2 separate regions of the Homo sapiens genome follow, and region 2 is linked to region 1. Evidence: read pairs that join two places in POLR2A ChIA-PET (ENCODE). Cell type or tissue: HepG2. All regions are shown on one strand. Links, peaks and the distances in the headings refer to the core of each region. The heading gives the core; the rest is flanking DNA. Region 1 overlaps STXBP5-AS1 (STXBP5 antisense RNA 1). Region 2 overlaps STXBP5-AS1 (STXBP5 antisense RNA 1).

Evidence for each region. Peaks named below come from ENCODE experiments on the same cell type or tissue, not always from the same donor. Only the 100,000 strongest peaks of a DNase experiment are listed, where the experiment ranks them.
Region 2: POLR2A ChIA-PET joins it to region 1 with 8 read pairs; 4 of 35 experiments call an interaction of 5 or more read pairs at or near these places.

Annotation. Positions count from the first base shown.
Region 1 is chr6:147,189,622-147,195,006 of GRCh38, forward strand. All of the region lies in intron 1 of STXBP5-AS1 (STXBP5 antisense RNA 1), which reads right to left. Among named protein-coding and RNA genes, the nearest start is that of STXBP5, 12 kb to the right of the region's middle. In HepG2, for the core only: no CTCF peak of the experiment used is centred there; a DNase peak (open chromatin) is centred at 2,850; H3K27me3 peaks cover 230 bases.
Region 2 is chr6:146,982,696-146,988,080 of GRCh38, forward strand. The region is part of intron 6 of STXBP5-AS1 (STXBP5 antisense RNA 1); the gene reads right to left. Among named protein-coding and RNA genes, the nearest start is that of LUADT1, 170 kb to the right of the region's middle. In HepG2, for the core only: no CTCF peak of the experiment used is centred there; DNase peaks (open chromatin) are centred at 1,746 and 2,636; H3K4me3 peaks cover 1,432 bases.

The sequences.
Region 1 (5,385 bases), core at 81-5,080:
AGGGCACCTCACAAACATATCTGTCTTAGCTCTGGCTACTATAACAAAGTACCATAGACAGAGTAGCTTATAGACAACAGACATTTATTCCTCACAGTTCTGGAAGCTGGAAGTCAAGATCAGGATGCCAGCATGGTCGAGTTCTGGCAAAGGCCCTCTTCCAGACTGCAGACTGGTAGAAAGAGACAGACATCTCTGGGGTCCTTTTTATAAGGACACTAATCCTATTCATGAGAGCTTCACCCTCAGGACCTCATTTCCTTCCAAGCTTCCACCATCACATTAGGGGTTAGGATTTCAACATATGAATTTATGAACATAAACATTCAGTCCATAACAATATCTATCTCTTCAAGTATCTTCTTTCTCTTTGCCCCCTTTCATTTTGGTGATCTAAGAGTAACCTGTGTCTTCTGTTCTAGGATGTTACCAGCTTCCCAGAGAAATCACCCACCCCACTCAGTTGGCATGGCCAATAAAGTCAGAACATAGCACTACAGTAGGGAGGAGAGGATTGGAGAAAGGCTTCTTGGCCCTAGTGTGGGTCTTACAATTAGATAAAGTATCGTATTAGATGGCTATGTGACGGGCGTTCCCCACTGGAAATCTGAATCCGTGGCTTCATCTCAGCCAAATCTCAGCTGCAGAGTTGAGTAAGCTTCCCAAGACCATCCCTGCCCTTGAAAGGTGGAGGTTCATAACCTGTGCTGAGAACCTGGCAGGATGAACCAAGGCTAAGAAGTCAACACATTTCCATTCACCACCATGGCAGCATTGTGAGAAAGGCAAGAAGCGAACATCTTGAAATGACTGAGTTTAAAACTGGGAATGGCTAAAAAATCCCTTAGCTTACCTGATATGATGAGACTAATTTTCTACATCAAGTTAAAAAAAATGAGTAGGCTTCAAGTTAGAAATTAATGTTAGCATTTGAAAGTGAAAGAAGTTTCACCTGCATGCTGCGAGCTTTGTGCCTGCTGCTATAATAATGTTTCAAACAGGCTGTATGGGGGATCTCTGTCCTTCTCCCTCATTTGCTCCTGGATAATCATTTGGCTGCCACTGAAGCAGCGATCTGAGTTGTGCGGCAGCCAAGAAAATCTCAGATCCTGTGTTTGCTAATTGGACGTAGCAATTCATGCTCAGGGGCAACCAGTAAAATGGGCTTCACTCTGCCAGAATTGTTTTGGCTTGCATTTTTGGGTTAGTCACACTCCCAGTTCTCTGACCCCTGAAGTATCTTCCTGGCCAATAGCATCCCGATTCTCCACCCAGACATAGGGAATGCTCATTGCACTATATCTGGAGATGCCAAGGCCTTCTGTGGAAGATGAGGGTTTGCAGTTGGACAGAGCTTTTGTATTTTTCTGAAACTTGTTCACTTTAGAATAGAGTTAATATGATAATCAATTCACAAGAAACTAGAAGTCATAAACATTAGACAATAATATTCTGGCATATATTTCCACTTTAGAGATAATATAAATCATAGCTTGCAAGTCAAATTAGTGAAACAGGTGGCTCAACGATAAGACTTTAGGTTTAATTAAAATTAAATAACCTTTAGTTATGAAATTATAAAATGGAGGTCCAGATGATCACCTGTGCCTGACCTGTGCAGTGGATGCTTAGATTATTAAAGGATGTTTGGGAAAATGAGAAAACAATTACATTGGATCTTCAAATTACTCCTGAAGATTTACAATTTTTCTCTCTATATAAAGTTTGAAGTAGAGAACATTACCATAAAGAGAAAATTACTCTAGTTATTTAGAACTTTAAATAAGTCAGTTCTTCAAATCAAACATTTATTCAAAGCTCTTTGATTTGAAGGGTATTTATAGTTTTCCTAATTAGGGTATAACAACTAACAAAGTTTACATTTTGATTACTTTTCAATAGGACTTTTTTGGCATTTACTGTTTGATTTCTACAGCATGTCTTACTTTCCTCCATTTTACAAAGAGATATGTGTAAATGGAGGGGTTAAATTACGTGGTAGGTGCTATGTTGGCTACACTGGAGCTAAAAGGAACTCCTGCCTTCTGGTCCAGAGTCTACTGATTCATTTTTCCTCGATCAACTGTCCTCTGCCTCAGGGATGCCACAGAGAAGAAAACCAAGTCCTTTACACATAAACGTATGGTGCCTTAGGTAGTGGTTAGAGCTAAGGGGAAAAATAAGTACAGGCAGGGGGACTGGGGTGAACATGGGAAGTGCCTATGTGTGTGTGTTGGGGGAAGGGAAATTGTATTAGTCTGTTCTTATGCTGCTAATAAAGACAAACCCAAGACAGGGTAATTTATAAAGAAAAGAGGTTTAATGGACTCACCATTCCACATGGCTGGGGAGGCCTCACAATTATGGCAGAAGGCAAAGGAGAAGCAAAGCCACGTCTTTTATGGTGGAAGGCAAGCGAGCTTGTGTAGGGTAACTCCCATTTATAAAACCATCAGATCTCGTGGGATTTATTCACTACAACAAGAACAGTATGGAGAAAACCCACCCCCATGATTTAATTATCTCCACCTGGCTCCACCCTTGACACGTGGGGATTATTACAATTCAAAGTGAGATTTGGGTGGGGGCACAGCCAAACCATATCAGAAATTACTCCTAGTTTATGAGAAAAAGTCAAGGAGTGCTATATTGATGAGGTGACATCAATGTCAGTTTCTCACATCACCAATTTGTCACAAATGGTCAAGGACGAGAAGAAAATGTGGAAATGGATCCTGCAAATATCTAGGGGAAGAGAAGTATAGGCCAGGGATTATCCAGCCCACTACCTGTTTTTGTAAATAAAGTTTCACTGGAACACAGCCAAGCACAGTTGTTTACATATTATCTACGGCTGTATTTGCACAGTTTGTGCAACACTGGCACTGTTGCAATGTGGTTGCAACTTGGGCTGTATGTGGCCCCCAAAACTGAAAATATTTACTATCTAGCTCATTAAAGAAAAGGTTTGCTTACTACTGGTTTACACAGAGGCAATAACAAATGCAAAGCCCCGAGGCTGCTTGATATCATCAAGGAACAGCAAGAAAGCAAGTGTGGCTATGTTGGGATGGGCAAGGGGAGAGGGAGAGTAGGTAAGGACAGAGTAGAGAGTGGGGACTGGATCCTATAGCACCTTTATAGGCCATTGTAAAGAACTTTGACTTTTACTTAGAGGGAGATAAGGATGCTGAGTACAGAACTGACATGACATATTTTAACTTCAGCACTCTCTTTAGAGTAGATGACATGGTTCTAGGGATGGTGGCTCAGGCCTGTAATCTCAGCCCTTTGGGAGACTTGAGGCCATGAGCTTGCACAACATAGAGAGACCTCATCTCTAGAGAAAATATAAAAATTAGCTGTGGTGGTGCATGTCTGTAGTCCCAGCTACTCAGGAGACTGAGGCAGGAGGATTGCTTAAACCCAGGTGTTCAAAGTTGCAATGAGATATAATCACACCACTGCACTCTAGAGTGAGACCCTGTCTCAAATTTAAAAAACAACAACAACAAAAACTTGACTAGGTGAAAGGGGGTTTGTTTAACATATACTGCAATCACCCATATGAAAAATGATTCTGGCCTGAACCAAAGTATGAGGGTGGAGACTGTGAGAACTTGTTGAATTCTGAAAATATTGTAAGGATAGAGCTAACAGGATTTGCCAATGGACTTAAAATAGAGGTATGTGTGTGATGGCCAGGGGTGAGAGGTGAGGAGAGCAGGTGATCAGAGGTTACTGATGTGAGCCTGAACATCTGAGAGGGTAGAATCACCATTAACAGACATAGGAAGATTTTGGGAGGTGTAAGGTATAGATTGAAGTTGGAAGTGAAGAATTTAGTTTGGACATTAAATTTTACATGGCTTTTGGATATAAGCTTCTTATATAAATGAAAAGCATACACAAATAAAATCTGGAGTTCAGGGAAGAAGTTTGAAGTAAACATACAAATTTGGGAGTCATCAATGTTTAGATAATATTTAAGTCATCTTAATATCTTAAGTCACCTAGAGAATGGTTATAGACGTTAAAGAGAATGATTTTATTAGTTATCACTTAATACATGTGACAATTTTGAGCTAGGAACTAAAGTTTGCTATGTAATCTTACAACACTTTACTTAGGTATTTGTATGCTCATTTTACACACGAGGAAATGAAAAGTGTGAAGTGACTTGTCTGACTCTACTTAGCTAGCGAAATGTTAGAGGAGGCAGTAGGCAGACATGAGCAGAGCGGGAGAGGTCCCCCCGACCCAACCTTCCTTCCAGGAATGTCAGGTAATGGGCAGGCAAATTGTTAAACTGTCTCGCTAAAATAATAATTGATTGCAGCTAGTGCTAAGGAAAGGCCATGTCCCAACAGATAGAAAACACCTGAAGATGGTGATCAGCAGCTTCCCAGTAAGATCTCAGGAGTTGGTTGAGTGGGCTCAAACATGCACACTAAGAGGCAAAATAGCAGTGTTTAAGTGGTCTATGGTATATGACGTTCCTTTAGGAACACTGAATGGTAAGGGAAAAACATCTCAGATGAGCCTGTGCACAACTTCAGTAAACACACTGAGCACGCTCACCTCCCAAGTGCTGGCAGGCCACTGTGCACGCGGACAGCCTGCCTCAGGGAAAAATCAAGAGAGGGGAGATGCAAAAGCCCAGAACCATATCAACATGTAAAAGCTCAAGTCAAAGGTCAAACCGGGCACCTGGATCTCTCAAGTTGCCTGTATGGCCCTCTTCAGATTGTTCTTTACTTCCTTTTATTCCTACTCTAAAACTTCTTTTTTTTTTTTTTTGAGACGGAGTCTCACTCTGTTGCCCAGGCTGGAGTGCAGTGGTGCAATCTCGGCTCACTGCAACCTCCGCCTCCCAGGTTGAAGCGATTCTACTGTCTCAGCCTCCTGAGTAGCTGGAATTACAGGCACGCCCCATCATGCCTGGCTAATTTTTGTATTTTTAGTAGAGACGAGGTTTCACCATGTTGGCCAGGCTGGTCTCGAACTCCTGACCTCAGGTGATCCGCCCACCTCGGCCTCCCAAAGTGCTGAGATAGCCACCATACTTGGCCCAAAACTTCTTGATGAACTCCTGCTCAAAAGCTTCCCTCGGTCTATCTGTTTTATGCCCCTCAGTTGAATTCTTTCCTCTGAAGAGGCAAGAACCGAGCTGCTGCAGACACATACAGGCTCACCACTGCTAACAACAGGATCTAGGTATGTCTGCCTTAGCGGTCTGAGACCTCACTGTTATGTCATGACATAAGAAATAGAAATACAAAAGACTGAGCATCAGTAGCAAATATTTGAATAGTTGAACAAAAAAACAAATACTGAAGTAGGTAGCACATTGACACCAATATTGTCACCGGGTGGGTACCTCTC
Region 2 (5,385 bases), core at 54-5,053, 210 kb before region 1:
TGAAAATTCTTAATTTTCAAGTATTGAAATTTGAAAACTAAGACATACGGTCAAAGCTGTACAGAGAGGAAAATTGGTAGTCGAAACACTTACAGCACTGAACAATAAGGTATTGAATAAAGTATTCATTTCAAGAACAACAGCAACAAGAAAATCCCTAAGAAAGGCAAAATGAAAGAATGAATAAAGAAGAACCAGAAATTAATGAATTAGAAAATAGAAATTGGAATGGGTAAATATATGTGAAAGTAAATTGCCTGCAAATGGGTAGAAAAATATTTTAACAAAACAAAGTGGTAGCTAACCACTGATAGTTTTCTAGGAAAATATAAATTATCAAAAGAAATTCCAGAAAATATAGAAAACCTAAACAGACCAAAAATAACAAATGAAATAAAGTTACTCCCCAAAATTGCCAGTTTTTATAAGAAATCTTTGCAAGCCTTTCAAAAATATTCATATGTTATTTAAACATTTCCAGATCATGTAAAGATAAAAATCTTCCTATTATCTTTTTCAAAGCCAAAATAAGACTCATAACATAAACTGACAAAGATGTGTATACACACACAAACACACACACAACAAAGATCACTTTTACTAATTGTCATTTATTTGAAAGAAAATTGTTATATTTCTTCCCACACTATACACATACAAAAATTTCAAATGGATTGAAGACTTAGATATATTTTAAAACCACAAAAGTAATGGAAAGAAAACTTAGAATTTTTTTGTAGTTTTAAGAAAGGGATTTATAAGCATAGACAAGACCCAGAAACATTATTTTTTAAAAGCTAGTAGGTTTTTCTGAACAAAAATAAGGTTCTTCATGGAAAATATACATTAACAAAGAAAAAGACAATAAACTAGGAGAACATGTGTACAACACATAAAGCAAATACAATCAATCATATTACAGTATGTAGAAAGCAAATACAATGTAGCAAGAAAAAGACAGGCAAACAAGTAGAAAAATGAGAAAAAGGTATAAGCAGAAAGTTCATTTAAAAATGTAAATAACAAATATGTGGAAAGGGGCCAATCTTACTAAAAATCAAAGCGTTATCAACTAAAACAAATATGGGATATGTATTTTTCAAATAGATTGGTAAAATCTTTAAAGATTTTCAAAACCCAAATTTGGAGCAGTTTTGGGACAATAAATATAATCATAAATTACTGATAGGAGAGTCAATTTTACCAATTTTTTGCAGAATTTTCTTGCCATATGTTTAACAACATAAATATGTTCATTTTCAAAATTTCTCTAACAGAAGTATACCCTATAAAGACACTTGGAGAAGTGTGCAAAGATACATGTGTAAAGGTGATCACTGAAGCATGATTTGTAATACTGAAAATCTAGAAGCTACTTAAATATCTTGAAGAGGAGGCTCATTAAATAAGTTTTGGTAGAGTCATATATTACAAGCCATTTCTGAAAACAGATTTGTATGTACTAATTTAGATTTATATGTACAAATAAGAAATGCTATCAATGTATTATTAACTGAAAAACATACTTGGCAATATTTAGCAGAAACCTTATGCTAGGAGGTGATTCAGGAAGGGTTTATTTTTCTCCTACAACAGACTCGTTCTACAATTGCTCAAGAGGCTAAAACAGAATGTCAGGAATGCAAGATCTATCTTTGTGCTCCACTATAATTAACAAATAGATCGGCCTTTGTTCTTGTATATGTCACTTCAAAGGCATAAGATGGTGACCACACCTCCAGACTTCACATCTCTCTTTCGGGCAGAAGAAATACCTTCTCTTTTTATTTGGGAAGGGATGCCCTGTTCATGCACTTTTACGTTTGTCTATCTGGTAAATCGATTGCATGTAGGGATCCAGTTTCTCATGCCTCTTATATTTATGCCCTTTGGTTGTGACTGCGAGCTTGGACACGTGCCTTGATTTGACCACCAGGACAGTAGCAAACAACAGAGCAAAGACTTGAAAATGAACTTGCACATTTCTGCTTTCTCTCTTGGACTCCTGGCACTGCCATGGAGTCCCTCTCGCTGCCAGGAACCAGCTATATTCATACAAAAGACACATGAGGAAGAGCTGAATGGTCCCCACCTGCAGCCCCCCAGTGCAACCAACCTCTACCCAGCTCACCAGATGCCCACAGACACACGAATAAGCCCGGCCATGATCAGCTGAGACACGTCCAGATCAGAAGGGTCCAGACACTTTAAATATTTATTTAAGTTACTAAGTTTGTATGCCCTATAGAAATCAGAAACTGAAGGACGCTCATTGTTCAGAATTATATCCCAACATCATTATTTATTGAAGAAAAGTAGAGAAAATTAAATATTTTTACCTAGGCACATTCCCTCAAACAACCAAGTTTCTCTAAATAAGAATTAAGGGGGAAAAATGGCATTAGGAAGACCACTGACAATATTTCCCCCAGACAGGTAAAAAGATAAACGCCAGTGTTTTGATATAAAAAATAAATGAGCTGAGATAAAAAGAGAGACCAAAATGTTGATAGTTTTCTCTAATTCAGGAATCAGGAAAAAAAAAAATCTGTAAAGGGCTAGATAGTAAACATTTGGGGCTTTGCAGGCCTTTTGATCTCTGTCACAACTGCTCTGCTCTACCATGGGTAACACAAAAGCAGCCATAGACACTGTGTAAACAAATGGGCGTGGCTAGTTTGCAATAAAACTTTTTTAACAAAAACACAGTGAGCTGGACTTGGCCTGTGAAATATAGTTTGCAGATCCCTGCTCTATTGCTAAGATCACGAGTGACACTTTCTTGTTCATGCTTTTCTGAATTGAGTGGATTTTTATAATTAGTAAAAAAAGATATATAAAATCATGTGTAACTTAAAAATAGCTAAGACAAAATATTTATTCAAATTCAAAATCTTATGTTTTCAATATTTAAAAAAACACAAATGAACATCCAACCCAAGTAGTTAGAAAACACACACACAGCATAAAGAAATTAATGGAAATAAAGAATAAAATATTGCATTAAAAATAGATAAACCATTGACTTAACAAGTAAACATAAGTCAATGGTTTTCCTAAGAATGTAGGAATAAGTTTCATAACATGAAATATATCCCAAGGTTCTCTTGAAAAGACACTGAAGTATTATCCTCCCTTTTCCCTTTTTTTTATTTCCAACTTTTAAGTTCAGGGGTACATGTGCAGGATGTGCAGGCTTGTTACATAGGTAAACATGTGCCATGGTGGTTTGCTGCACAGAACATCCCATCACCCAGGTATTTATCCCAGCACCCACTAGCTATTCTTCCTGATGCTCTACCTCTTCCTACCCACTACCCTTTGACAGGCCCCAGTATGTGTTGTTCCCCACCATGTGTCCATGTTTTCTCATCATTCAGCTCCCACTTGTAAGTGAGAACATGAGGTATTTGGTTTTCTGTTCCTGCGTTAGTTTGCTAAGGATAATGCCCTCCAGCTCCATCCATGTCCCTGCAAAACACATAATCTCATCCCTTTTGTTGGCTGCATAGTATTCCATAGTGTATATGTGCCACATTTTCTCTATCCAGTCTGTCATGGTTGGGCATATAAGTTGATTTCATGTCTTTGCTATCATAAGTAGTGCTGCAATAAACATACACGTGCATGTATCTCTGATCATATATCTAGAAAACTTCATTGTCTCAGCCCAAAAGCTGCTTTTTTTTTTTCTTTTTTTTCCTTTTTTGAAATGGAGTCTTGCTCTGTCGCCCAGGCTAGAGTGCAGCGGCACGATCTCGACTCACGGCAACTTCCACTTCCTGGGTTCAAGAAATTCTCCTGCCTCAGCCTCCCAAGTAGCTGGGATTATAGGCACCCACCATTACACCCAGCTAATTTTTGTATTTTTAGTAGAGAGAAGGTTTCACTATCTTGGCCAGGCTGGTCTTGAACTCCTGACCTCGTGATCCTCCTGCCTCAGCCTCCCAAAGTACGGGGATTACAGGTGTGAGCCACTGCTCCTGGCCAAGCTTCTTAAGCTGATAAGCAACTTCAGCAAAATCTCAGAATACAAAATAAATATACAAAAATCACTAGCATTCCTACACACCAATAGGCAAGCTGAGAGCCAAATCATGAACGAACTCCCTTTCACAATTGCCACAAAAAGAATAAAATATCTTAAAAATGCAGCTTATAAGGGAAGTGAAGGACCACTTTAAGGAGAACTACTTACCACTGCTCAAAAAAATCAGAGATGACACAAATGGAAAAACATTCCAAGCTCATACATAGGAAGAATCAATATTTTGAAAATGGCCATACTGCCCAAAGCAATTTATAGATTTAAGGTTATTCCCATTAAACTACCATTGACATTCTTCACAAAATTAGAAAAAAACTATTTTAAAATTTATATGGAACCAAAAAAGAGCTCAAATAGCCAAGGCACTTGTAAGCAAAAAGAACAAAGCTGGAGGCCTCACATTACCTGACTTCAAACTATACTACAGGGCTACAGTAACTAAAACAGCATGGTACTGGTAGAAGAACAGACATATAGACTAATGGAGCAAAATAGAAAACCCAGAAATAAGATGACACACCTGCAACCATCTGATCTTCAACAAACCTGACAAAAACAAGCAATAGGGAAATGATTCCCTATTTAATAAATGATGCTGGGAGAACTGGCTAGTCATATGCAGAAAATTGAAACTGGACCTCTTACTTACACCATATACAAAACTAAACTCCAGATGGGTTAAAAACTTAAATGTAAAACCCAAAACTAGAAAAATCCTAGAAGAAAACCTAGGCAATACCATTTAGGACATAGGCACAGGCAAATATTTCACGACAAAGATGTCAAAAGCAATTGGAACAAAAGCAAAAATTGACAAATGGGATCTAATTAAACTAAAGAGCTTCTGTGCAGCAAAAGAAACAATAGAGTAAATAGACAACCTACAGAATGGGAGAAAATTTTTGCAATCTATCCACCTGACAAAGGTCTAATATCCAGTATCCATAAGGAACTTAAACAAATTTACAAGAAAAAAAAACATTAAAAAGTAGGCAAAGGACATGAACAGTCACTTCTCAAAAGAAGACACACATGTGGCCAAAAATCATATGGAAAAAAGCTCAACATCACTGATCATTAGAGAAATGCAAATCAATATCACAGTGAGATACCATCTCACACCAGTCTGAATGGCTATTAAAAAGGCAACAAAAGCCAAAATAGACAAATGGGATCTAATTAAACTAAAGAGCTTCTGCACAGCAAAAGAAACTACCATCAAGTGAACAGGCAACCTACAGAATGGGAGAAAATTTTTGCAATCTACTCATCTGACAAAGGGCTTATATCCAGAATCTACAAAGAACTTAGACAAATTTACAAGAAAAAAACAAACA